Linked DNA regions of Homo sapiens: region 1 is linked to region 2. Evidence: read pairs that join two places in POLR2A ChIA-PET (ENCODE). Cell type or tissue: MCF 10A. All regions are shown on one strand. Each heading gives the region's core, and the rest is flanking DNA. Links, peaks and the distances in the headings are about the cores only.

Region 1 (12,754 bases), core at 3,191-8,190, 58 kb after region 2:
AGATGAAATCTGCTCCTGGTGAATATGCTGTGAACATTCTTGAAATGACAACAAACGATTTAGAATATTACATAACCTTAGTCGATAAAGCAGCCAGAAGGGTTTGAGAGGATAGACTGCAACTTGGAAAGAAGTTGTTCTGTGGTTAATGCTATGAAACAGGATTGCATGCTACAGAGAAATCTTTCATGAAAGGAACAGTCAATTGGTGCAGCAAACTTCATATGTGTCTTATTTTAATAAATTGCCACAGCCACCCCAACCTTAAGCAACCAGCACCCTGATCATTAAGCATTAAGGCAAGACCCTCCACCAGGAAAAATATTGTAACTTGTGAAGATTAGATAATCATCAGCATTTCTTAGCAATAAAGTATTTTTAAATTAAGGTATGTATGTTGTTTTTTATAGACGTAATGCTATTGCACACTTAATAGACTACGGTATAATGGAAACATAACTTTTATATGCACTGGGAAACCAAAAAGTTTCTGTGACTTGCTTTATTGCAATATTTGTTTTATTGCAGTGATCTGGAACTAAACCTACAATATCTCTGAAGTATGCCTGCATATGCTTTTAAAAGATATGTTAGATTTAAAATAATCACTATATGTTCATTGCATATAAATAGAAGGTTTCTTGACAATATATTTATAAAGTAGCTGTATGTTTATACAAAAGGTGCACAAATGCTTATCTGAGCATCGGGTCCTCAGTGTCTTACTTCTTAGGTGTTTGATGGTTTTGATGGTTTTTGTTGATTGAAACCACCTATTTGAGCCCTTTTTAAAAATTATTTATTTATTTATTTATTTGTTGATACAGCATCTCCTTACTCTGTGACCCAGGCTGGAGTGCAGTGGTGTGATCATAGCTCACTGTAACCTTGAACTCTTGGGCTCAAACGATCTTCCTACCTCAGTCTCCTGAGTAGCTGGGACTACCAGCATTTTCCACCATGCCTGGCTTATTTTTAATTTTTAATTTTTTTTTTTTTTGAGATGGAGTTTCACGCTTGTTACCAAGGCTGGAGTGCAATGGCATGATCTTGACTCACTGCAACCTCCACCTCCCGGGTTCAAGCGATTCTCCTGCTTCAGCCTCCCAAGTAGCTGGGATTACAGGCATGTGCCACCATGCCCGGCTAATTTTGTATTTTTAGTAGAGACAGGGTTTTACCATGTTGACCAGGCTGGTCTGGAACTCCCGACCTCAGGTGATCCACCCACCTCAGCCTCCCAAAGTGATGGGATTACAGGCATGAGTCACTATGCCTAGCCAATTTTTAAAATTTTTTTTAGAGATGGGGCCTCTCTTTGTCGCCCAGGCTGGTCTTGAATGCCTGGCCTCAAGCAGTCCTCCTACCTCAGCCTCCCAAAGTGTTGGGATTACAGGCATTAGCCACAATGTGCAGCCTATTTGGACAATGTTTGATTCAGAAATCACAGATCCAGATATAGTGGAGCACCTGTAATCCCAGCTACTTGTGAAGCAGAGATGGGAGGACTGCTTCAGCCTAGTAGTTCCAGACCAGCCTGGGTAACACAGTGAGACCCTGTTCCCCCCGCTCCACCACCCCCCACCAAAAAAAAAAAAAAACAAACCCACAGAAAGTCCTACTCACATTTTGACTTACTCTTACTTCCTGCGTGAATGACCAAGTTATAGGAGAATGCAGCTGAATCATTTGACCTACTGATGAGATAGATTCATTTCAGGACCAGGTTGAGGCTCTTGGTCCCCCAGCCAGCCTCACATTATATATTTCACAAATGCCAAAGTGCTCAGATAAGACTCTTTTCTTGTTCTTTGAGATGGAGTCTTGCTCTGTCACCCAGGCTGGAGTGCAATGGCGTGATCTCGGCTCACTGCGACCTCTGCCTCCTGGGTTCAAGCGATTCTCCTGCCTCAGCCTCCCAAGTAACTGGGATTACAGGCATGAGCCACCGTGCCTGGCTAATTTTTGTATTTTTAGTAGAGACAGGGTTTCACCATGTTGGCCAGGCTGGTCTCGAACTCCTGACCTCGTGACCAGCCTGCCTCGGCTTCCCAAAGTGGTGGGATTACAGGGTGAGCCACCGCGCCCCGCCTTGAATAAGACTTTATGAAACAGCAACCAGTTTCATTTGAGCGGCCTTACCATTTGAAAATAAATGATGCCATATTTAACCAGATGGTGAGTATGGAATTACTTTATATAAACTCAACTTGATGCCAATAGTTTTACATATATCGAACAAGTAATTAATTTAAAAATGTTCCGAAAAATACCATACAAAACTGTACCTTTTTGGCATTAGTAACATAAAATAAAGACATTAAAAATTATCAATTTTGTAGTCTTTACTTTTTTACTGTTAAAGAAGAATGTGGCTGGGCATGGTGGTTCATACCTGTAATCCCAGCACTTTGGGAGACTGAGGCGGGCAGATCACTTGAGGGGAGGAGTTCGAGACCAGCCTGGCTAACCTGATGAAACCCCATCTCTACCAAAATTATAAAATACTAGCTGGGTGTGGTGGCATGTGCCTGTAATCCCAGCTACTTGGGAGGCTAAGGCAGGAGAATCACTTGAACTCTGGAAAAAAAAAAGAAACTCCCAAATTGCTTGAACCTGGGGGGCAGATGATCGAGTGAGCGGAGATCATGCCACTGCACTCCAGCCTGGGCAACAGAGCAAGACTCAGCCTCAAAAAAAAAAAAAAGAAAAGGAATGTGATCCTGGTTGGTACAACTTTAGTTTCTGCTTTCCAACTGCTTCAGTTTTCTTCATGCAATTATTTTTCATTTTTCATGTAAAAAATAACTAAAAATACTTTTTGTAAAAATTTAACTTACAAAAAATATATGACACCTATGGAATTGCCTCCTAAAATTCACTCTCTGCCCTGTACCTCAAATGCTACTTTCCTCACCAGAAGTAACCACTGATAATACTTTGTTCTACATTCCTGATCTATTTTCTATTTTCTCTCTGTGTAAGTACAAACAATTCTATCTTTTGAATTTCATATATGGGATTATATCACACATATTTTTTCTATAACTTAATGCTTTCACTTGTTTTTTTCCATAACAGTGTACAGAAATCCAGCTAATCCCTTTTTTTTTTTTTGAGACAGGGTCTCTCACTATTTGTTGCCCAGACTGGAGTGCAGTGGCATGACCTTGGCTCACTGCAGCCTCAACCTTCCAAGCTCGGGCAATCCTCCTGCCTTAGCCTCGCAAGTAGCTGGGACTACAGGCATGCACCACTACACTCATGTATTTTTTGTAGACATGGGGTCTTTCTTTGTTGCCCAGGCTGCTGCTCATTCATTTTAAATGCTGCAAATTAAGTAATCAATAAAATACTATCTACTGCACTTTTTTTTGGTTTTATCATATCTCTATTAATAAATCATTTAGAAACTCCTCCAAGATTTCAGCTACAAAATATGTTATCATGAACTTTCTTATACATGCTTCTTCAATTGCTTTCTTTTCTTCTAGTGAATTGCCTTAGGAGACTCGTTCTTCGTATTTGGGGTCTTGGGTATTGACTGCAAAGATTGAAATATGAAATGTGGAGGTGCTACTTTTGACTTTTCCAAAGTTTTCCAGCTGAATCTAGGGTGAGAAGTAAACTTTTCTCTTCTCTGAGATTCCCCATGAACTTGAGGGGAAGGAGAGAATATGGTAATGGCAAGAAACTTGGAGATCCACGTGTTGACTAGCTCTCATTTCCCAAATAAACAAACAAAAATCTTGCTTGACATGATATTCCTTTATAGCTATGGTTTCTTCCTTTTCTTCACATTGCAGTCAAGCTTTGCTAAAGAGAAATTGCTAAGTGCTCACTTCCCATTCAGTTCTCCACCCGCTGCTATGTGGGCCCTACCCCACCACAGCCTCCACTTCTGAAACTGCTCCTTCAAGGCCTTCTGCTTACTACATTCTTTGGATGCATTTCAGGCCCTTCATCACCTGGCCTCTAGGCACCGCTCAACACTCTTGATCACTTCCTGCAGGAGCTCTCACCTCCTTTGGTTTCAGTGACACTACTGTATCAGTTAGCTCTGGTTTGGACGAAAGTAACAGAAAACTCGACCCAAATTGGTTTAAGCAATAAGGAACTTCATAGATTCATGTAAATAGAAATCTAGAGGTAGAGCAAGCATCAGGCTTGGCTCCAGCTCCAGATGTCTGGGATTCTCCAGTTTTGGCTTTCTTCCTTCGTATGGCTTTCTTCTCTGATTGGCAGGGAGAGAGAGCTGCAGCAAGTCTAGGCTTCGTATTTATCTAGGATGACATCTGAAGAAGGAAAAGTATAATTGCTAAGAGTTCTTCCAACAAAGTAATGAAGAATTTGTCTGAATCCCCGTCAAACTTTTCTTGAATCTCATGAGGTCACCAGCTCCTTGCAGTCACCAGCAAAGGGGGTGGGATTATTTTTAGACAAATCAGGTCACCTCTTGGAACTAGAGACATTCAACTTCCTTAGAGGCCCATGGACTTCATGTGGGTAGGAATTATGTGAAGGAGTGCAGGGAATTGACACTTGTTAGGAAACCAACAGTGTCCACCACAGCATTCTTCTGATTTTTTTTTTTTCCATCTCTGGTTGCTCTTCTTGGTCCCCTACTAACTTCCTCTTCCTCTGCTTAGCCCTTCCGTGTGGATGGGCCCCCGAGTACCACTCTTGCTTTCTTCTCTTCCCGTTGTTCATGTTATTCCTGGGACAGTTTATTCACTCTCAAGGCTGTGTATGCCGATGACTCCCAAATATATAACCCCAGTCCATAGAGTTTTTCTAAACAGTAGACTCTTTTAGCCAATCACATATTGAACATCTCCACTGGATTATCCCATATGCATCTCAAACTCATCATGTCCCAAACTAAATTCATCAATATGGCCTGAAGACCAGCAGCACATCCTTCTATATTCCCAATCTCAGTGGATGGCATCATCAAACACGATTCCCTAGGTCATTGTAGACCTCTTTTCTTCCCTGACATGGAAGCAGTCACAAAACCATGTGGATCTAGCCACTGCAATTTAGCTTAAGGCTACAGTCCATGAGAAATGTTTTCTGTATTATGCTCTCCCCCCAATTCAGGATGTGTTATGTGACGTTATGATACTTCATATATATCTCTATAACAGCACTTCTTTTTTATGTTTTTTTATTTGTTTTGTAGAGATGGGGTTTTGCCATGTTTCTCAGGCTGTTCTCAAACTTCTGGGCTGAAAGAGATCTGCTCGCCTCTGCCTCCCAAAGTGCTGGGATTACAGGCATGAGCCACCACACCGGGCCTATAAGAGCACTACTATTGTTCACTATTTTCTTGATTGTAGGAATTTCATCTTACTATTTTTTTTTAATTCCTTTTCTGTCTGGGCGCGGTGGCTCACGCCTGTAATCCCAGCACTTTGGGAGGCTGAGGCGGGCAGATCACTTGAGGTCTGGAGTTTGAGATCAGTCTGGTCAACATGGTGAAACCCCGTCTCTACTAAAAATACAAACATTAGCCAGGCGTAGTGGTGGGCACCTGTAATCCCAGCTACACAGGAGGCTGAGGCAGGAGAATTGCTTGAACTCTGGAGGCAGAGGTTGCAGTGAGCCGAGATTGTGCCACTGCACTCCAGCCTAGGCGACAGTGTGAGACTCTGTCTCAAAAAAAAAAAAAAAAAAAAAAAAATTCCCCTTCCCAGCAGAGTACCTTGGACATGGTAGGTGTTCCAGAAATGTTAGATGAGTATTTAATGACTTTAGTTATTATTATTATTATTATTTTTAGAGACAGGGTCTCACTGTCACTCAGGCTGGAGTGCAGTGGTGGGATCATAGCTCACTACAACTTCAAACTTCTGGACTCAAGCAATCCTCTCGCCTCAGCCTCTCAAGTAGCTAGGACTATAGGTGCTTGTCACCACACCCAGACAATTTTTATTTTTTATAGAGACAGGGTCTTCCTATGTTGCTTGGGCTGCTCTCAAACTCCTGGGCTCAAGCAATCCTCCCACCTTGGCCTCCCAAAATGTTGGAATTACAGGTGTGAGCCACCACACTCAGCTGACCTTAGTCTTTAAATACTTATTAAACCACTATTATTTCCAGACATTCTTTCAATCTCTGACTGTCTGATGCTCTTCCTTGACAGATTTGGTTCTGCGGTTGGGATGGGTGGAGTCAGTGGGAAAATGCCAGAAACTGTGTCCTAAGGCAGTGAGTGCCAGGTCAGGGCCAGTGTAAACAATATAAAAGCAGGTCAGAGATCCAAATAAGATTGGATGAATCTAGGAAGCTAAGGCATGAAGCCAACTGGGTTGGTGTCTGTGTTTTTGAAGAGGCTGGTGGAAAGGAAATCTTAGACTTAATCTCAGGTCCATGAGAGACATCTGTGGCAGTTTTTTATTCACTTTAAGATGCTCACAGTGTCATAGTCCCTGGGATACAAAGATGAATAGGAGCTCATGGTTTTGTGGGAAAACAGATAGGTTAAAAAAAAAAAAACTTACACTTTGATGTAAGAAGAGACATAATAAAGCAAACGTATACAACATTTGCTTGGAATAAATTGTGATGACTTTGGAAAAATTCTGGTTATGGAAGTTTTTGTTTGTTTTTTAAAAGAGAACACCTCGAATTTGGCATTTCAGCTCCTCAGATGTCCTCAGGACAAATAACACCCTTTGATACATAGAAAAAAGTTGGATGGTTCTATTATTCCAAAAGGATCCACATCACAACTTTTTTCCAGGGCTCATAGGGCCTGCTACTCTGCTACTCTGTGGAAATCTTTTCAGTATCTTTATACTAAAGCTTTAAATATGAAAGTTTGTTTTTGAGGGTGGTTTTTATGCAGAGAAAAGATTATTCAGAGTTTACTCCAGATATATGAAAATTAATATCTAATATATTAAAATTAAATTTATAAACTATACATTTAAATTATTAATTATAAGTACCTGTTTTTTCCTTAAGCTTAGTTTAACTTCTGTAATCGTTTCATTAAATAAGCATTCTGTCCCTATCTTTATCTCATTTCCTCCTGTAAGTCCCATAATGTAAATACTTGCTCACTTAATGGTGTCCTGTAAGTTCCATAGGCTGACTTCACTGTTTGTCATTCTTTTTTCTTTTTTTTTCCCTTTCCTACTGGGTAATTTCAAATGATGTATCTTCAAGTTCAGAGATTTTTTCTTCTGCTTAATCTAGTCTGCTGTTGAAGTTTTCCTATATTTGTTCATTGAATTCTTTAGCTCCAAGATTTCTGTTCAGTTCTTTTTATAATAATATCTATCTCTTTGTTAAATTCCTCATTCAGATTATGAGTTGTTTTCCTGGTTTTGTTGAATTATCTGTATTCTCTTGTATCTTGCTGAATTTCCTTAAGATCATTATTTTGAATTTCTTTTCAAGCACTTCATAAATTTCTTTTACTTTGGGGTCAATTACTGTAGAGTTTTTATGTTCCTTTGGTGGTATCATATTTCCTTGCTTTTTCACGTTTCTTATGTCCTGTTTTGATGTCCATGCATTGCTGGAAGGATCACATCTTCCAAATGTTACAGAGTGGCTTTCATAGAGAAAGGCTTTCATAGAGAAAGACTTTCATCTGCAGATGGGTCACAGTGCACTGGTTAGGAAGGGTGTGGTGGCTCTGGTTTCAAGTAGATGCAGTGGTGTAGATGAGGTGGTGAAGGTCGGATGTTTCCTTCCACTCTTTTTTTTTTTTTTTTTTTGAGATGGAGTCTCACTCTGTTGCCCAGGCTGGAGTGCAGTGGTGCAATCTTGGCTCACTACAACCTCTGCCTCCCGGGTTCAAGCGATTCTCCTGTCTCAGCCTCCTGAGTAGCTGGGTCTGCAGCAGTGTGCCACTACGCCTGGCTAATTTTTGTATTTTTAGTAGAGACAGGGTTTCACTATATTGGCCAGGCTGGTCTCAAACTCCTGACCTCAGGTGATCTGCCCGCCTTGGCCTCGCAAAGTGTTGGGATTACAGGCATAAGCCACGGCGCCCGGCCTTTCCTTCTATTCTTTATGTGGCTATCCTGAGTTTCTGTGCTCTACAGGGTTTCTGCCACTCCTTTGATATACTCTGGTACTCTCCTTTAGTTATTTTCATCAAAATATAGTTACTTATTTGTTGTTTTGTTTTGGCTTTGCTATGGGAATAAGCACTAATGGCTTCTGGTTGGCCACCTTGCTAATGTAACTTTCTAAATCTTATTCTACTAAAAGACTAGCAAATTTTATATCACTTTATTTTATTATTATTATTTTTTGAGACGGAGTTTCACTCTTGTCGCCCAGGCTGGAGTGCAGTGGCACAATCTCTGGTCACTGCAACCTCTGCCTCCCAGGTTCAAGTGATTCTCCGGCCTCAGCCTCCTGAGTAGCTGGGATTACAGGTGCCCGCCACTATGCCCAGCTAATTTTTGTATTTTTGGTAGAGATGGGGTTTCATCATGTTGGCCAGGCTGGTCTTGATCTCCTGACCTCAGGTGATCTGCCCGCCTTGGCTTCCCAAAGTGCTGGGATTACAGGCGTGAGCCACCGTGCCCGGCCTTATATAACTTTTATAGAAATTTAAATGAAGCTTGTTAAATGAAGACTTTTAAACATTTAAAACTGCATTTATAATTTAATATTTGGGCTGGGCATGGTGGCTCACGCCTGTAATCCTAGCAATTTGGGAGGCTGAGGTGGGCAGATCACTTGAGGTCAGGAGTTCATGACCAGCCTGGCCAACATGAAGAAACCCCATCTCTACTAAAATACAAAAATTAGTCAGGCATGATGGCGGGTGCCTGTAATCCCAGCTACTCTGGAGGCTGGGATTGGAGAATTGCTTGAACCCAGGAGACGGTGGTTGCAGTGAGCCGAGGTCGTGCCACTGCACTCTAGCCTGTGTGGCTGATCGAGACTCCATCTCAAAAAACAAAACAACAACAAAAACAAAAACAAAAATAATTTAATATTTGTGATTTTCCTATTAAATGCTACAGTTGCATGATTTATTTATTTATTTATTTAGAGACAGGATCTCATTCTGTGCCCAGGCTGGAGGGCAGTGGCACGAACATGGCTCACTGCAGCCTCAGCCTCTCCAGGCTCAGGTGATCCCACCTCAGCCTCCCAAGTAGCTGGGACTACAGGCACACAGGAACATGTCTGGTAATTTTTGTATTTTTAGTAGAGATGGGTTTTGCCATGTTGCCCAGGCTGGTCTTGAACTTCTGGGCTCAAGCGATCGGCCCACCTCAGCCTCCCAAATTGCTGCGATTACAGGAATGAGCCACTGTGCTTGGTCATTTCTCTACATAATTGGAGACTTTTTTAGGGCTGGAAGGTGCTTATGCTCTGTGGACAAGATTATATCTCAAAATATTTTTTCCTCTACAGTCATAGCTGCATGTGTGTGGCTAAATGCACTCTTGAAGACTCTGAGACTCTGTGATCCTATTTGTAGTAGGAGTGGTTTCAGATTCCTAAACTCTGATTTCAAGAGCTGTTTCCTAATTCTTCCATCTACTCCACCTGCTTTCAGCACTTGATTGAATTTTGCATGTTGTTGACTCTTAAGACACTTAAATGTCCTGCACTCTATTGGAGCTAAAGACAATTGTACTCGAGAGGTATTTGCATTCTTTTTATATTCTTGCTTTCTGTTAGGACCACAACCCTCCCAATAATCTAAGGTCGTCTCATCAAACTCTGGCTACCCTTCAAGACTTTGTCTTAATAAAGTCACAATTTCAAAGGTCATTCTAACGATTTAAACTAGATAGGTTCTTCTGTGTTTCCTGGTCGTCTCTCTAAGCCTGGCTGGCTCTTTCTTATTTTTTAGGTCTCAGCTTGAATGTCTTATCCTCACAGAGCTCTTCTCTGATTGTCCTTTGATAAGGATGGGATCTTTTATTATTTCATATCATGGCACTTGTTAAACAATGTTCTTCACACTACATAAAGTAATTTGGGGATTATTTTGTCTACTTGTTAGTTATCTGTTTCTCCCACTAGAATGCAAGCTCCGTGAGAGCAAAGACTAGTCTTTTTAAAAATTAATAGTTTATTTTGAAATAACTTCAGGGTCATAAGAAATTGAAATGATAGGCTGGGCGCGGTGGCTCACGCCTGTAATCCCAGCACTTTGGGAGACTGAGGCAGGTGGATGAAGTGAGGTCAGGAGTTCAAGACCAGCCTAGCCGACATGGTGAAACCCCATCTGTACTAAAAATACAAAAAATTAGCCAGGCATGGTGGCCGGTACCTGTAATCCCAGCTACTCGGGAGGCTGAGGCAGAAGAATTGCTTGAACCCAGGAGGCAGAGGTTGCAGTGACCTGAGATTGTGCCATTGCACTTTGTCGCACATTGCCATGGGCGACAAAAGCAAAACTCTATCTCAAAAAAAAAAAAAAAAAGAAATTAAAATGATAATATAAATACCTCTATGTACCCTTTATCTAGTTTCTCAAAAGAATTACATTTTTATATAACTATTGTACATTATCAAAATTCAGAAACCGACATTGATATAATACCATTGTTTAGACTTATAGGACCTTTCTGATGTTTCACCAGTTTACATACACTTGTGTGTATGTGTGAGTGTGTGTGTGCACATATGTGTGGTTCTACGATCTTGTACCCCTTGTACAGGTTCATGTATCCACCGCAATTGGGACATAGAACTGTTCCATCTCTGCAAAGACACTCCTCTTGCTGCCTCTTCATAAGCACTAGTTTGTCTTGTTCACTTTTGTCCCCTCAGTGCCTTGCTTAGTGCCAGGTACATGATCGGCACCAAATAAATATTTGTTGAACGTACCAGTATGTAGCCAAATATTCCGGAATTTGTTTAATTTGTTTGGATAAAGGAGTATTAATCTGTTATTGAACTTTGGTTACTAAGAGGCTGTTTGAGGAGAAAAATGTCATCAAACCCCATCTCGTTATGACTAATTTGCAAAGAATACAAAAAATCCTCAGCTACCAAATCTCAGAGTTGTTGCAACACTAATGAATCCAAATCTTATAATCCAGCCTTTGCCAATGTGGAAAGGCTAAAAGTCTTGAAAGGAGAGCAAAATAGATACTATATATATGTGTGTGTGTATGTGCGTGTGTGTGTATGTGTGTATGTAAATATATATATATATGTTTTTTTCTCCAAATATTGAATGTGAAATATCATTTCAACATACTCTGGAATCCGAACTAGCAAACGAAGGCAGCCTGACCAAGAATGCTGTGCTCCTGTGCCGCCAGGCCTCCTTCCTCCTGGTTCCGATTACTAATACTGTCCCAAAGTAAACAGAAACTTGACCCTCCATTAACTTGCTGTAGACTGCCTACAATAACATTTCCCCTAATGGTACTAGGGGGAAATCGACGACTCCCGAAAGATATTTGCACATTGCTGGAGTTTCTTGACCTTAAGATATCTTTTTGGAAGCATTTAAAGAACTAAGGAAAGAAACTGCCCTTTAAGTAGACCTTGTGACAGAAGTAGGTGGGAAAATAATGACACTGCATACCAAACCTTACCTTTGCACAGGATAACTCCCTGACAAATGCTATGGCAAACATGCTGTAAGAATACCATCATATTCATTCACCTCTTTTGTGATAAGAAAGGCTATGGATTTGATATCTTGAAAACCTTTGTTTTGCAGGGTTTGCTTTAGCAGCTCGCCTCTTACTCACCATGTATAGAGACTGAATTACTTTGGAATCCGTTTTCATTTAGTGACTTGAGGTAGAGCATTCAGTGTATTTTGTGTTAGAAACCACAGGTGGGACCTGTTTCTGTAAATGATTTATTTCCAGGGATCTGTTCCTTTAATTGATTTCATATTTACTTAAGAAAGTTCTTTCTTTGCTTGCCTTGTCGTCCCCCACTGAGAGCTTTTGTAAAGTGCGTGGCTGTCATAAATAGGCTGCTTCCTTCCCAGCCCAGTCATTTCTCTGAGGTTTACCTGTCTTTCTTTTATTCTTTTTTTTTTTTTTTTTGAGACGGAATCTCGTTCTGTCGTCCAGGCTGGAGTGCAGTGGTGCGATCTCGGCTCATTGCAACCTCTGCCTCTTGGGTTCAAGTAATTCTCCTACCTCAGCCTCTTGAGTAGTTGGAATTACAGGTGTGCACCACCAAGCCTGGCTAATTTTTGTATTTTTAGTGGAAACGGGCTTCACCATGTTGTCCAGGCTGGTCTCAGACTCCTGATCGTGAGTGATACACCTGCCTTGGCCTCCCAAAGTGCTAGGATTTACAGGCGTGAGCCACAGCACCTGGCCTACACGTCTTTAAATGGAATCTGGGCACCATTTCATAAGGATTTTTCTTTATGTTCTATTTTTGGGTAATAACCTGTGGCTTGGGAAGGCTTTAACCCGTACTCAGTCAGCTTTGTAACCCCCCTCCCCATAGTAGTCATAACAATAACAACAATCATCATAATTACTAATATGGACTATTGGTATATTCTTGATCTTTTTTTTCTTTTTCTTTCTTTCTTTCTTTTTTTTTTTTTTTAAATGAGACTGTGTCTCACTATGATGCCCAGGCTGGTCTTGAACTCCTGGGCTCAATCGATCCTCCTGCCTTGGCCTCCCAAAGTGCTGGGATAATAGGCATGAGCCACTGTATGTGGCCTTTTTTTTTTTTTGGAGATGGAGTTTTGCTCTTGTTGCTCAGGTTGGAATGCAATGGCTCAATCTTGGCTCACTGCAACCTCTGCCTCCCAGGTTCAAGCTATTCT
Region 2 (12,754 bases), core at 4,708-9,707:
ACATAGGAACACAAAATTCACTCTTCTTTTTTTTTTTTTTTTGAGATGAAGTCTCGCTTTCGTCCCCAGGCTGGAGTGCAATGGTGCGATCTCGGCTCACTGCAACCTCCACCTCCCAGGTTCAAGCGATTCTCCTGCCTCAGCCTCTCAAGTAGCTGGGATTACAGGCGCCTGCCACCACGCCCGGCTAATTTTTGTATTTTTAGTGGAGACGGGGTTTCACCATGTTGGCCAGGCTGGTCTCGAACTCCTGACCTCAGATGATCCACCCGCCCCAGCCTCCCAAAGTGCTGGGATTACAGGCGTGAGCCACCACGCCAGACTCACAAAATGGACTCTTAAAGCACTGTGTTCAAGATTCCCTGTTTAGGAAAGATTTCCACATTAAGTCCTGGAAAGATTTTTAGTGGAAGCCTAGTTTGTAAAGGGGTTACATTCCCATTTTCTGCCTTACTGTCTTTTGCAGAAGACTTTATTGCCTACTGACATGTGTAGTAAGATGTTATTAGTTATACTTCGTATAATCTGTACTTGAGATTTGCTGCTGAATATATTGACTTTCAGTTTGGGTACTAAAAGATCCTTAGATATGAATTTCTTTTCTAGGGCCTGGCACAGTGGCCCACACCTGTAATTCTGGCACTTGGGAGGCCGAAGCAGGTGGATCACCTGAGTTTAGGGGTTCGAGACCAGCCTGGCCAACAAGGCAAAACCCCATCTCCACTAAAAATACAAAAATTAGTCAGGCGTGGTGGCACATGCCTGTAGTCCCAGTTACTCAGGAGGCTGAGGCAAGAGACTCGTTTGAACCCACGAGGCGGAGGTTGCAGTGAGCTGAGATCGTGCCACTGCACTCCAGCCTGGGCAACAGAGTGAGACTCCATCTCAAAAAAAAAAAAAAAAAAAAAAATTCCTTTCTAGGTCTTTGCTCCAAAGTCATTTTTCATGGAATATATTAAACATAGCTTTTGGTTTTAAAATCTCGATAATATTTGGCTGGGCGCGGTGGCGGCTCACGCCTGTAATCCCAGCTCTTTGGGAGGCGGAGGCAGGTGGATCACCTGAGTTCAGGGGTTCGAGACCAGCCTGGCCAACATAGTGAAACCCTGTCTCTACTAAAAATACAAAAATTAGCTGGGCATGGTGGCACATGCCTATAGTCCCAGCTACTTGGGAGCCTGATGCAGGAGAATTGCTTGAACCTGGGAGGCAGAGGTTGTGGTGAGCCAAGATCATGCCACCACACTCCAGCCCGGACAACAGAGCAAGACTCCATCTGAAAAAATAATAATAATAAAAAATAAAAAATCGATAATATTGACAATAAAGATATTTTCATTGCAGGTACTTACTAAAAGCAACATTCAGTGTTCTGAACATAAGTTACTCTTCTTTTTGTGGAACTGTGGGAAAAGGGTAAAAGGCTTTTTAGGAAAACTGTATACAAAGGTTTTCACTCTGGGCCTTAATGGATGGAGATCTTACAATGTGAATCGAGAAATAATAGTGGTTAAATGTGTAACCTGTTTTATTGGTAGAGATAACACAGGCAAAATCTTTTTTGCAGGAAGAGATTTAGGACTCAGTGGTTTTTTGAGTCTCTATTTGAAAACTATTGCAGAGGAAGTATCACATTTATTAGCCTTTAGTATTAGATTTTATTAAACATTCTTTTCATTCTTTTCCATTTTTTTTTCATTTGCAGCTTTGAAATTTATTTTGTGTATTGATAATTTCAAACAATTTTTTTTTAAAGTAGTAGCTTAAGAGACTTGCTGGTTCAGACCCCAGGAAAGGTATTTATGAGCATGAAAGCTTAGAAGCAATTTCTTTTTAATGACTCACTGGGAAGATTAAACTTTGCTTCTAGGACTTGTTCTTTCTTCTGAGAAACATTTACATAGGAAATTGATTAAACATTGTTTAGAGATGATAAAGCTTATCAAAAGTTAAGTATAATTTGATTCAGCAAATATTTTTTACTGGTTTTGTGGAGAATCCAAAGATGAATAATCTCTTCTTGCCCTTTTGTTCATAGACTAAATAGAATTGCTGGAGTGGAGATAGAAATAATTAGTCTTGAAAGTAGAGAGTAATGTTTTTAAAAAATAATAATACAGTCACCCAAGAATTTGGCAGATATTTTTGGTTCTATAGAATGTAGTAGCTGTTTACTTGATGGCCTACATCGTTTCTAGTGAAAGATTAGAAATAATGTCCTACTTTAGTAAAAGTATCTCCGTAGCAGCATTCCTAGTCTGTTAGCCAGTATTATTTATATTCAAGGATCTCAAACAACAACTCTTATTAAGGATAAGTTACAGTTTTAGAAGTGCACAGTAGGTAACTTTTACCTAAAAATATCTATATAGAAGAATAAATTTATTTTTGGCTACTTTATGAAAAGGTAAACCTTTACGAGTTGGGAGGAGACCTACTGGTCAGGGTCACCATGTGAAGTGCAAATTAAAGGGAAGGTTATCTAGTACTCATTCCATACTGGGAAAAAATGAAAATAGAGGATTTTTCTGTTTTGCTTACAAAAAGAAAAGGTGAAATTCCTCATTGACACTTTAACGTCAGTGCGAACTCCCATTATAAGAAAGTGAATCCGAGTGTTGTCTCGTTATCAGGAGACGGAAGAATTGGTATTTGATTTCATTAACTCTATTAATGACAGGGGATAGTCTTCATAATGTTTACTGGGAACCCAGAGGAGAAGTAGCAGTAGTTTAGGAGCCCAGAGATTCCAAATCTCTGCTAGGATGTAGACTGTAAGTGTAACCCCTGACATCGTGATCCCACCCATTCCCTCTCTGGGTTTGGCAGATCAGTGCTTTCTGGCCCTGGGAGAAGTCCCCTCGCTGCCTTTGACCAGTGCTAGGGGCTCTAGTATGTCTTGGCTTTCCTGAAGTCCAGTCCAGTTCTACCTAAGACAATTTGTTTAAACAGAGTTTATCCCTGTATAACTTCAGAATGGACAATAACTCATTCGATTATTTTCTCTGGAAGTGGCTCAAAACATGGTTCTCACCTAAATGCGTATTACCAGATTACTCTCAGTGGTCCTGGGCAGGGCAAAGCCAGGCAAAAGCCCTGCTGCAGGAGGGTCCACAGAAGAATAAAAAGCTGACAGCCTCACAAGAACCTTTTATGCCTTCCCTCCTTTTCTTTAATCAGAATAACTGAGTTGTTTTCAAGATGCATTAGGGAAAGTGTGGCATTACAGCAGGAATAGAAGATAGTCTCTGCCCTTGAGGAACTTTAAAAGCTAGTTAAGGAGGCAAAATACAACTATTTGAAGCCTTCCTAAAGCAGTATATGTGCAAGTGCAAATTGATAGCTCAACAGAAATTTCAGTGATGGGGATACAGAGAAGTGAAATGATCTCTCCTGGTCTGTTCAGAGGCTTTCTAGAAGGAGTGAGGTATCGGATTTTAAAGAAAGTGATAAATATAAATTGAGGAGAGAAAGGAATTTCTCTTTTGTTGCTTTTGTTTTTGTTTTTGGCAATCAGCTTCCTTAGGTTGAATGGGCACAATATTGATGGTGTTATCTGGTAAATAATTAGATGCATTTACAAATGCTAATAATACTAATCTTTGATATGGACCTTCTGTTCCAAGTATAGGAAATGTGTGACAATGAGTTTTAATAGAAAGGTTTTTGATGGAAAATTACTGGCATAGACGTAAAAATATGAATTAGTGAGCTAAAATCATCCTCCTACTTTATCTCTTTTCTTAGATATCTAAATCATTTTCCTATGAATTTCTTTAATAAGTGTTTCCTATTTTTCTCCCTTTTGATTTTTAGAAGCAAATCTAATATGAGCCTATTTCAGAGACTAAATTTCGTAAGTCTCAAATGATGGGAAAAATCTAATTATTATTGAATTGCATGAAAATATTTTCCTCTTGAAATAAGAGCCCATTTTGAGCTTCAAGGACTCTTAAGTTCTAAGAGTTTAGATTAGGTTGAAATAATTTATTCTACTTTAAAAGTTTGGATTGTTTAGGTTCGCAGAACAAGATACAAGATTTTAAGTTCTTTGAGGCCAGAAACCAAGTCTTATTTGAGTTTTGCAAGGCATTTAGTACAGGTTACACCTTCACTAATAAACAGTGACTTTAATTCTCATGATATTTTAGCTTTATCAGATATTGATTGAGTTGTCTTTTAGTCACCAGGAAGGAAACCGATGTGTAAATTTGCTGCAATAAACTTTTAAAACATTATCTAAAATAACTATTTTAAGATAAATATTTTATCAGTGATTTTTATTCTTTTGTTAGAAGAATCTATGTAGAACATTTTAGGGAAAGGCCTTGGTATGTCTATTGAATGTGTTCAGCAGAGCAGAGAAACTTCCCATTCCATTGTGATAGGTTCAGAAGTCATTCAGAGGGGGGAAAAAAAAGGACAATTTTCAGTTTGTTGCTGAGGATTTTTAAAATGGCTTACAAACATGTTCCACTAACCCACTGAAATTCACTTACCCTGGGGGAAAGGAGCTATCGTTAGGTGATACCTGGGAATTGGCAATACCTGAACAGTGCTCAGGACCCCACAGGCCCCACAGAGGCTGGCACTGCCAGGTTGTGCTCTCTGTTTCAGATCGTCTGGGGTTCAAGGCTTGCTGTGAGTCCATTAAGCCATTCCTTAGCTGACCTTCGCAAGTGGCTTTAGAATCTGGAAATGAATTTGAACAATATGTATGTGTTCCTTAAATCGTTCAAAGAGAGTGTATTAGTGTTTGCTAATGGAAGATTTAAGTGAGACATTAAGGAAAAGTGGCAGACCAGGATTCTTAATGTGGAGCTCATCGTTTTGCTTCTAACTCTACGGGGTTATTGTGAGGAAGCGAGATAATGAGAAGTACCTCGCTCTGGAGTATGTGCTCCATGGCTGCTGGTGCCTGCTCCCTTTTCCTTTTACCGGTAATGTTTCTGCTTAACATTTTTGTAAAGTATGTTAATGACTTTATCAGCGTGGATAGTATGCATGTTTAACTTGAACATAGTTTTCAAAGATTAGAGATTCTAGCAAAATACTCCTGTAATTTAAAAACAGAATGAGAAAACACATACTTTGAGATAAAGTGGGAGCTTGTTTTCTGTGCTGTACAAACTTGTCACTTTTTTCTTTTTGCCTTTGGAAAGTTTCACGTTAACAGCATGAGAACTTAAAAATACAGTTGATGTTGAAAGAGCTTAACTAAATATTTTAAATTGGTGGTATTGGAAAGAGATTCTGTAAAAATCCAATTAAACTTTTGAAAGCTCTATCCTGTTGAAATATAACTTAAAGGAAGTCAGTTTGGTTTCCCAGAAGTACTGTGCATAGTGTTTCTGGCTGAGGAAGAAAGGCCCAAGTCTGCTGTTTGGCCAGAAATTGGGTACCAGTTTCCTCTACGATGTTTTACTTGAACGGTGTTGACACTTGAACAAATCCCATAGAAACTGCCCCAAGTGGGGGGATAGTTGTCCTTACTTTTATGGTAAGACTTGGCCCCAGTAACTAACATTCCAGACACTGGTAGTATTCTTGGCTGAATACTCTATAGATGTGCATAAATTGAGAGCAAAACCCCAAATGTTTTAGAAACTTTAATGGCTACCGTATTTCAAGCAATCAGTAAAGTAAACTTTAAAAAATACTGGTGCAGTTTATTGCTTCATAGCCAATAAAAATAGTGAACAAAAAGAGTCTAGTGTCCCTTGTTTCTTACATAAACTCTGAAAATTCAGTTCTGCTATTTAATTATTAAATTCAAAAGACTAGAATGATTTCTTTTAAAATTGGGAGCACTATAGGAATTTTTTTCCTTGTCTCAGACATCAGAAATAACTTTTTCTTTCCATTAAATGACAGTAAAGTATTTAACCAATATGTTTGTTTCTGTGGTTTATTTTTCACAGGGAACAAAAACTAATAGTACTGTGCAAAAATTTTTTTTGTGATCAATTTACATCTACAAATGTGATAGCTATATTTACTACTGGTGTTAAAATATTTCTATATATCAGACATTTTATGTGATTGTAAGTGACAGAACGTGATTTATACTTTGTTTTGTAAATGGCTTGAGTGTCTTAGGTTAAATTTCTGGTTAGAATCTACTATGAGGGGAGAAAAAACTTCTAGAATTGAGATGTTCATTTTTAAAGTGGATTGATAGGAACCAGAAAGGGAATTAAAACAAAAACTGTCTGGGTCAGAGGCAGAGGAGAGAAGAGAGGAAGTATGGCACAGCAATCCATACCATGGGAAATGTAGGTGAACTCTCAAGGGAAAAAAAATTGGGACCACTTTCATGTCGTCTGTTTTGGCACTTTCTTCTTTGTCTGAGAGTCAGAGTGGTTATCATGACAACAAAAATATATTAACCACAAATTGTAGAAATCTCAGTTGATGAGGACAGGGTCTTTTAAAGTTTAGACTGACTTGGTTAATCCTACAACTTCCTGAACATGATACTGCTAAATTAGGCAGAAAGGTTGTGCAGTTTCTGTTTCGTCAGAACTAAACAAGTGTTCAAAGCAACTCTGAGGTTCCTCCCTTTCAGAAGGAAACATTTTTTTAAGGGAATTTAAGAGGTGAAAAAGTATCTATATAAAACTCAGCAGTAAGCCAGTAATACTTTAATATACAAATTTATCTCACGAATTCTTATAAAAAATTCATAGAAAATTATAAAATCATAAATGTAGGAACTGCTAGTTAATGCTCACTGAAAGAACGTTTTGGCATTTATTCCTACTGGAATATATGATCTCCAGTAGGATTCTTCACAAACAGAGAATTAAGACTACATTATGAATATTTAGTGGTTTTGAAAGTTAAACAGCTGGCAAGCTTTGGGGAGCATTAGGAATAATATACATTACAGGATGGGAGGGAGGAACATACCAACTCAATACTCAAGGGAAGAGAACTGTGAAAGAATGGAATGGGTAGGTTGAACAATTTCAGACTTTTAGATGTATATTACACATGTAAGCTCCATGAGGCCAACTGTTTTTATTTTGTTAGCCATTGTATCACAAGTATTTGGGACAGTTCCTGGCCTATAATAGATGCTTGGCGAATTGTTTATGGAATGAATTTTGGGTGTAACACATGACAAAGAAAAACTAAATACAAGTCAACAAATGTCAGTTTTTACAGTTGTTTCATGGTCTTTTTTTTTTACCAATGTGAAGTTATCAGTACCAGACTATTTTGCTTCAATCTGCAAAAGGAAGGTGTGTGAAGGTGTGTGTGACTCTCAAAGAGTGAATGCCCTAATAGTCCATTTTGGAGGCCATGTTTTCAAGTGAACTGATTGATGAGCTGCAAGCTTCTGTCTGGCTAATTTAGAAACATCTAGGACCAGTTTCTGGTTAAGCAGTTGTGGTACATGAAATTCAATGTATAGGTGATTCGTGCAACAGCTTCTGAATTTTTTCCTCCCTCACCCACCTTACAGCCATTAGTCCTATAATAATTTAATTTGGGTTTGTTGGTATAGAAACTGTATTTGCACAATAATGATAAAGCCACTCAGGCTCATCTAGTCATTTCCTGGATTTATGTGTGTAGGAGTACATAAAAATAAGGGCACTGATTCGTTTTGTACTTGTCTAAAATTGTTATTCTTCAGTTGTTCAAAGGTACACAAAATGCTTTTTTCTTTATGAGGTAAAAAATACTTGGAGGTTATAAGAAATAACTCTTAACTAGCTTACTTTGAGTGGCTTTGATATGTATTTACTCATAATGGAATTCATGAGCTTTCCTTCTTTCGCTTGGCCAAGATTTTTTTTTTCTTTGAAATTCCTTCTCCGGTGTTATCTAGGATGTTTGCATTACAAGCAGGCCGCTTTACCTCCTTTGTTCGTTGTCACAGGTGAAAAGCCATACAAGTGTACCTGGGAAGGCTGCGACTGGAGGTTCGCGCGATCGGATGAGCTGACCCGCCACTACCGGAAGCACACAGGCGCCAAGCCCTTCCAGTGCGGGGTGTGCAACCGCAGCTTCTCGCGCTCTGACCACCTGGCCCTGCATATGAAGAGGCACCAGAACTGAGCACTGCCCGTGTGACCCGTTCCAGGTCCCCTGGGCTCCCTCAAATGACAGACCTAACTATTCCTGTGTAAAAACAACAAAAACAAACAAAAGCAAGAAAACCACAACTAAAACTGGAAATGTATATTTTGTATATTTGAGAAAACAGGGAATACATTGTATTAATACCAAAGTGTTTGGTCATTTTAAGAATCTGGAATGCTTGCTGTAATGTATATGGCTTTACTCAAGCAGATCTCATCTCATGACAGGCAGCCACGTCTCAACATGGGTAAGGGGTGGGGGTGGAGGGGAGTGTGTGCAGCGTTTTTACCTAGGCACCATCATTTAATGTGACAGTGTTCAGTAAACAAATCAGTTGGCAGGCACCAGAAGAAGAATGGATTGTATGTCAAGATTTTACTTGGCATTGAGTAGTTTTTTTCAATAGTAGGTAATTCCTTAGAGATACAGTATACCTGGCAATTCACAAATAGCCATTGAACAAATGTGTGGGTTTTTAAAAATTATATACATATATGAGTTGCCTATATTTGCTATTCAAAATTTTGTAAATATGCAAATCAGCTTTATAGGTTTATTACAAGTTTTTTAGGATTCTTTTGGGGAAGAGTCATAATTCTTTTGAAAATAACCATGAATACACTTACAGTTAGGATTTGTGGTAAGGTACCTCTCAACATTACCAAAATCATTTCTTTAGAGGGAAGGAATAATCATTCAAATGAACTTTAAAAAAGCAAATTTCATGCACTGATTAAAATAGGATTATTTTAAATACAAAAGGCATTTTATATGAATTATAAACTGAAGAGCTTAAAGATAGTTACAAAATACAAAAGTTCAACCTCTTACAATAAGCTAAACGCAATGTCATTTTTAAAAAGAAGGACTTAGGGTGTCGTTTTCACATATGACAATGTTGCATTTATGATGCAGTTTCAAGTACCAAAACGTTGAATTGATGATGCAGTTTTCATATATCGAGATGTTCGCTCGTGCAGTACTGTTGGTTAAATGACAATTTATGTGGATTTTGCATGTAATACACAGTGAGACACAGTAATTTTATCTAAATTACAGTGCAGTTTAGTTAATCTATTAATACTGACTCAGTGTCTGCCTTTAAATATAAATGATATGTTGAAAACTTAAGGAAGCAAATGCTACATATATGCAATATAAAATAGTAATGTGATGCTGATGCTGTTAACCAAAGGGCAGAATAAATAAGCAAAATGCCAAAAGGGGTCTTAATTGAAATGAAAATTTAATTTTGTTTTTAAAATATTGTTTATCTTTATTTATTTTGTGGTAATATAGTAAGTTTTTTTAGAAGACAATTTTCATAACTTGATAAATTATAGTTTTGTTTGTTAGAAAAGTTGCTCTTAAAAGATGTAAATAGATGACAAACGATGTAAATAATTTTGTAAGAGGCTTCAAAATGTTTATACGTGGAAACACACCTACATGAAAAGCAGAAATCGGTTGCTGTTTTGCTTCTTTTTCCCTCTTATTTTTGTATTGTGGTCATTTCCTATGCAAATAATGGAGCAAACAGCTGTATAGTTGTAGAATTTTTTGAGAGAATGAGATGTTTATATATTAACGACAATTTTTTTTTTGGAAAATAAAAAGTGCCTAAAAGATGTATGTGGTGCTTTTCTTCTTTACCTGCAATAAAGAGTCTGATCAGGGCGGTTAGTGAGAAATCAATTCCACACATTTGTAGAGGAGCCACATTGAACCCGTACCTACATAAGACGGGGATTTATTTTTTGAGACGGAGTCTCGCTCTGTCACCCAGGCTGGAGTGCAGTGGCGCAATATCGGCTCACTGCAACCTCTGCCTCCCAGGTTCAAGTGATTATCCTGTCTCAGCATCCCGAGTGGTTGAGATTACGGGCGCACGTCACCACGCCTGGCTAATTTTTGTATTTTTAGTAGAGGTGGGCTTTCACCATATTGGCCAGGCTGGTCTTGTGAACTGACCTCGTGATCCACCCACCTCAGCCTCCCAAAGTGCTAGGATTACAGGCGTGAGCCACTGCGCCCAGCTGGGGGATTTATTTTTTAAATTAGCATAAAGGGAGTCATAATTCACGAATACTTATCTGGCCACGTAATGCACGAGACCTTAAGCATCCTTAGTTGAAAACACCATAGAGAGTTAACTTGCATGTGCTAGTCTGGAGGCTGTGTCATCAGAGGCAAACAAGAAGAATTGGTGTAACACTTAAAAAAATCATTAGGATTTGGTTTTATTCCGCAGCAACAAGTACACCTAGAACCTACATCTTGTGTTTTTTTTTTTTTTGACACTATCACACAGGCTGGAGTGCAGTGGCGTAATCGTGGCTCACAGCAACCTCTGCCTTGGGTTCAAGGGATTGTCCTGCTTCAGCCTTCTGAGTAGCTGGGATTACAGGCACGTGCCACCATGCCCGGCTAATTTTTGTGTTTTTTGTAGTGATGGGATTTCACCATGTTGGCCAGGCTGGTCTCAAACTCCTGGCTTCAAGTGATCCACCAGCCTTGGTCTCCCAAAGCACTGGGATTACAGGCGTGAGCCACTGCGCCAGGCCTAGGTTTTGTTTTTATTTGTTTATTATTATTATTTTTAATTATGCTTTAAGTTCTGGGGTACATGTGCAGAATGTGCAGGTTTGTTACATAGGTATACACGTGCTGTGGTGGTTTGCTGCACCCATCAACCCGTCATCTACATTAGGTATTTCTTCTAATGCTACCCGTCCTCTAGCCCCCAACCCCATGACAGGCCCCAGTGTGTGATGTTCCCCTCCCTATCTCCATGTGTTCTCATTGTTCAATTCCCACTTACGAGTGAGAACATGCGGTGTTTGGTTTTCTGTTCTTGTGTTAGTTTGCTGAGAATGACGGTTTCCTAGATCTTGGTTTCTAATACCATTGTCCAATTTTTAAAAAATGAGCTCCTTAGAGAAACAGCTGATTCTAAGATTGGAGTGGGAAACATGCAAGTCCGGAGCATCCTGTAGTGTGAGAAAGTGGTATATCAGAAGGAATATAGGAAGCGATGAAAAAACCCGGCCGGGCGCGGTGGCTCATGCCTGTAATCCCAGCACTTTGGGAGGCTGAGGCGGGCAGATCACCTGAGGTCAGGAGTTCAAGACTAGCCTGGCCAACATGGTGAAACCCCGTCTCTACTAAAAATACAAAAAGTAGCCGGGCGTGGTGGCAGGTGTCTGTAATCCCAGCTACTCGGGAGGCTGAGGCAGGAGAATCGCTTGAACCCAGGAGGCAGAGGTTGCAGTGAGCCAAGATTGTGCCATTGCACTCCAGCCTGGGGGACAAGAGTGAGACTTCCTGTCAAAAAAAAAAAAAGAACCCTACAATAATCGGGGTATGTCAGCAACAAAGTAAAGCAGGATTGCATTATAATACAGTATAAACTATCCCTTTGTCTGTACTGATATAAATGGTTGCATAAACAGAAGAGAGAGATCTGTGCCGAATGACTCCAAGTAAGTTTTTTAGATACCTCACCCTCAAAGAGTGGAAGAAAACTGTCTACTCTTCAGTGTGGGCTACATATAGTGACTTCCTTCCAAAGATTACCTTGTGGAAAGGAGGAGAGGAGGAAGAGTAGCTTTACAGTGGGTAAGTCTGCCCTCACCACCTCAACCAGTTGATCAAGGTCCACCTCAGCAGTGATAAGTCACGCTGATAGTGTGTACCCTTGATATGATGTGATGAAAATGGAACTTTGCTTCTCCTTCTGAAAACATGTACCCCAGCGTGATCATGAGAAACACATCAGACAAACTGCAATTGAGGGATATTCTACAAAATACCTGATAAGTATTCCTCAAACTATCAGGCCATCAAACACAAAGTCTGACAGATTGTCAAAGTCAAGAGACATGACGATACAATGTCATGTGGCATGTGGATGGGATTCTAGCACAGAAGGAGGGCACTGGGGGAGAATGGAGGAAATTTGAATAAAGTATAGAATTTCACTAATGTATCTTTTTTTTTTTTTTTTTTGAGATGGAGTCTCGCTCTGTAGCCCAGGCTGGAATGCAGTGGCGTGATCTTGGCTCACTGCAACCTCTGCCTCCTGGGTTCAAGTGATACTTTCACCTCAGCACCTCCCTGCCTGCCCGTCGAAGTAGCTGGGATTACAAGTGTGTGCCACCCGGCTAATTTTTGTATTTATTTATTTTTTTTTTGAGATGGAGTCTCGCTCTGTCGCCCAGGCTGGAGTGCAGTGGCGCGATCTTGGCTCACTGCAAGCTCCGCCTCCTGGGTTCACGCCATTCTCCTGCCTCAGCCTCCCGAGTAGCTGGAACTACAGGTGCCCGCCACCACAGCTAGCTAATTTTTGTATTTTTAGTAGAGACGGGGTTTCACCGTGTTAGCCAGGATGGTCTCGATCTCATGACCTCATGATCTGCCCGCCTCAGCCTCCCAAAGTACTGGGATTACAGGAGTGAGCTACTGCGCCCGGCAAGTTTTGTATTTTTTGTAGAGACAGGGTTTTATACCATGTTGGCCAGGCTGGTCTCAAACTCCTGACCTCAAGTGATCTACCCACCTTCCCCTCCTAAAATCCTGGGATTATAGGTGTGAGCCACCATGCCCTTTTCGGCTGTAATGTGTCCATATTAATTCATTGATTGTGACAAATGTATCATAC

The links. ChIA-PET counts read pairs that join two places held together with the same protein. Peaks named below come from ENCODE experiments on the same cell type or tissue, not always from the same donor. Only the 100,000 strongest peaks of a DNase experiment are listed, where the experiment ranks them.
Region 1: POLR2A ChIA-PET joins it to region 2 with 5 read pairs; 4 of 35 experiments call an interaction of 5 or more read pairs at or near these places.

Annotation. Positions count from the first base shown.
Region 1 is chr13:73,127,517-73,140,270 of GRCh38, forward strand. No RefSeq gene overlaps it. Among named protein-coding and RNA genes, the nearest start is that of KLF5, 75 kb to the left of the region's middle. In MCF 10A, for the core only: no CTCF peak of the experiment used is centred there; a DNase peak (open chromatin) is centred at 6,215.
Region 2 is chr13:73,067,817-73,080,570 of GRCh38, forward strand. KLF5 (KLF transcription factor 5) reads left to right here. Exons shown (of 4, transcript NM_001730.5): 4 at 7,892-9,722. The coding sequence ends at 8,070. Among named protein-coding and RNA genes, the nearest start is that of KLF5, 15 kb to the left of the region's middle. RefSeq lists enhancers at 6,912-7,718, 7,719-8,524. In MCF 10A, for the core only: no CTCF peak of the experiment used is centred there; no DNase peak of the experiment used is centred there.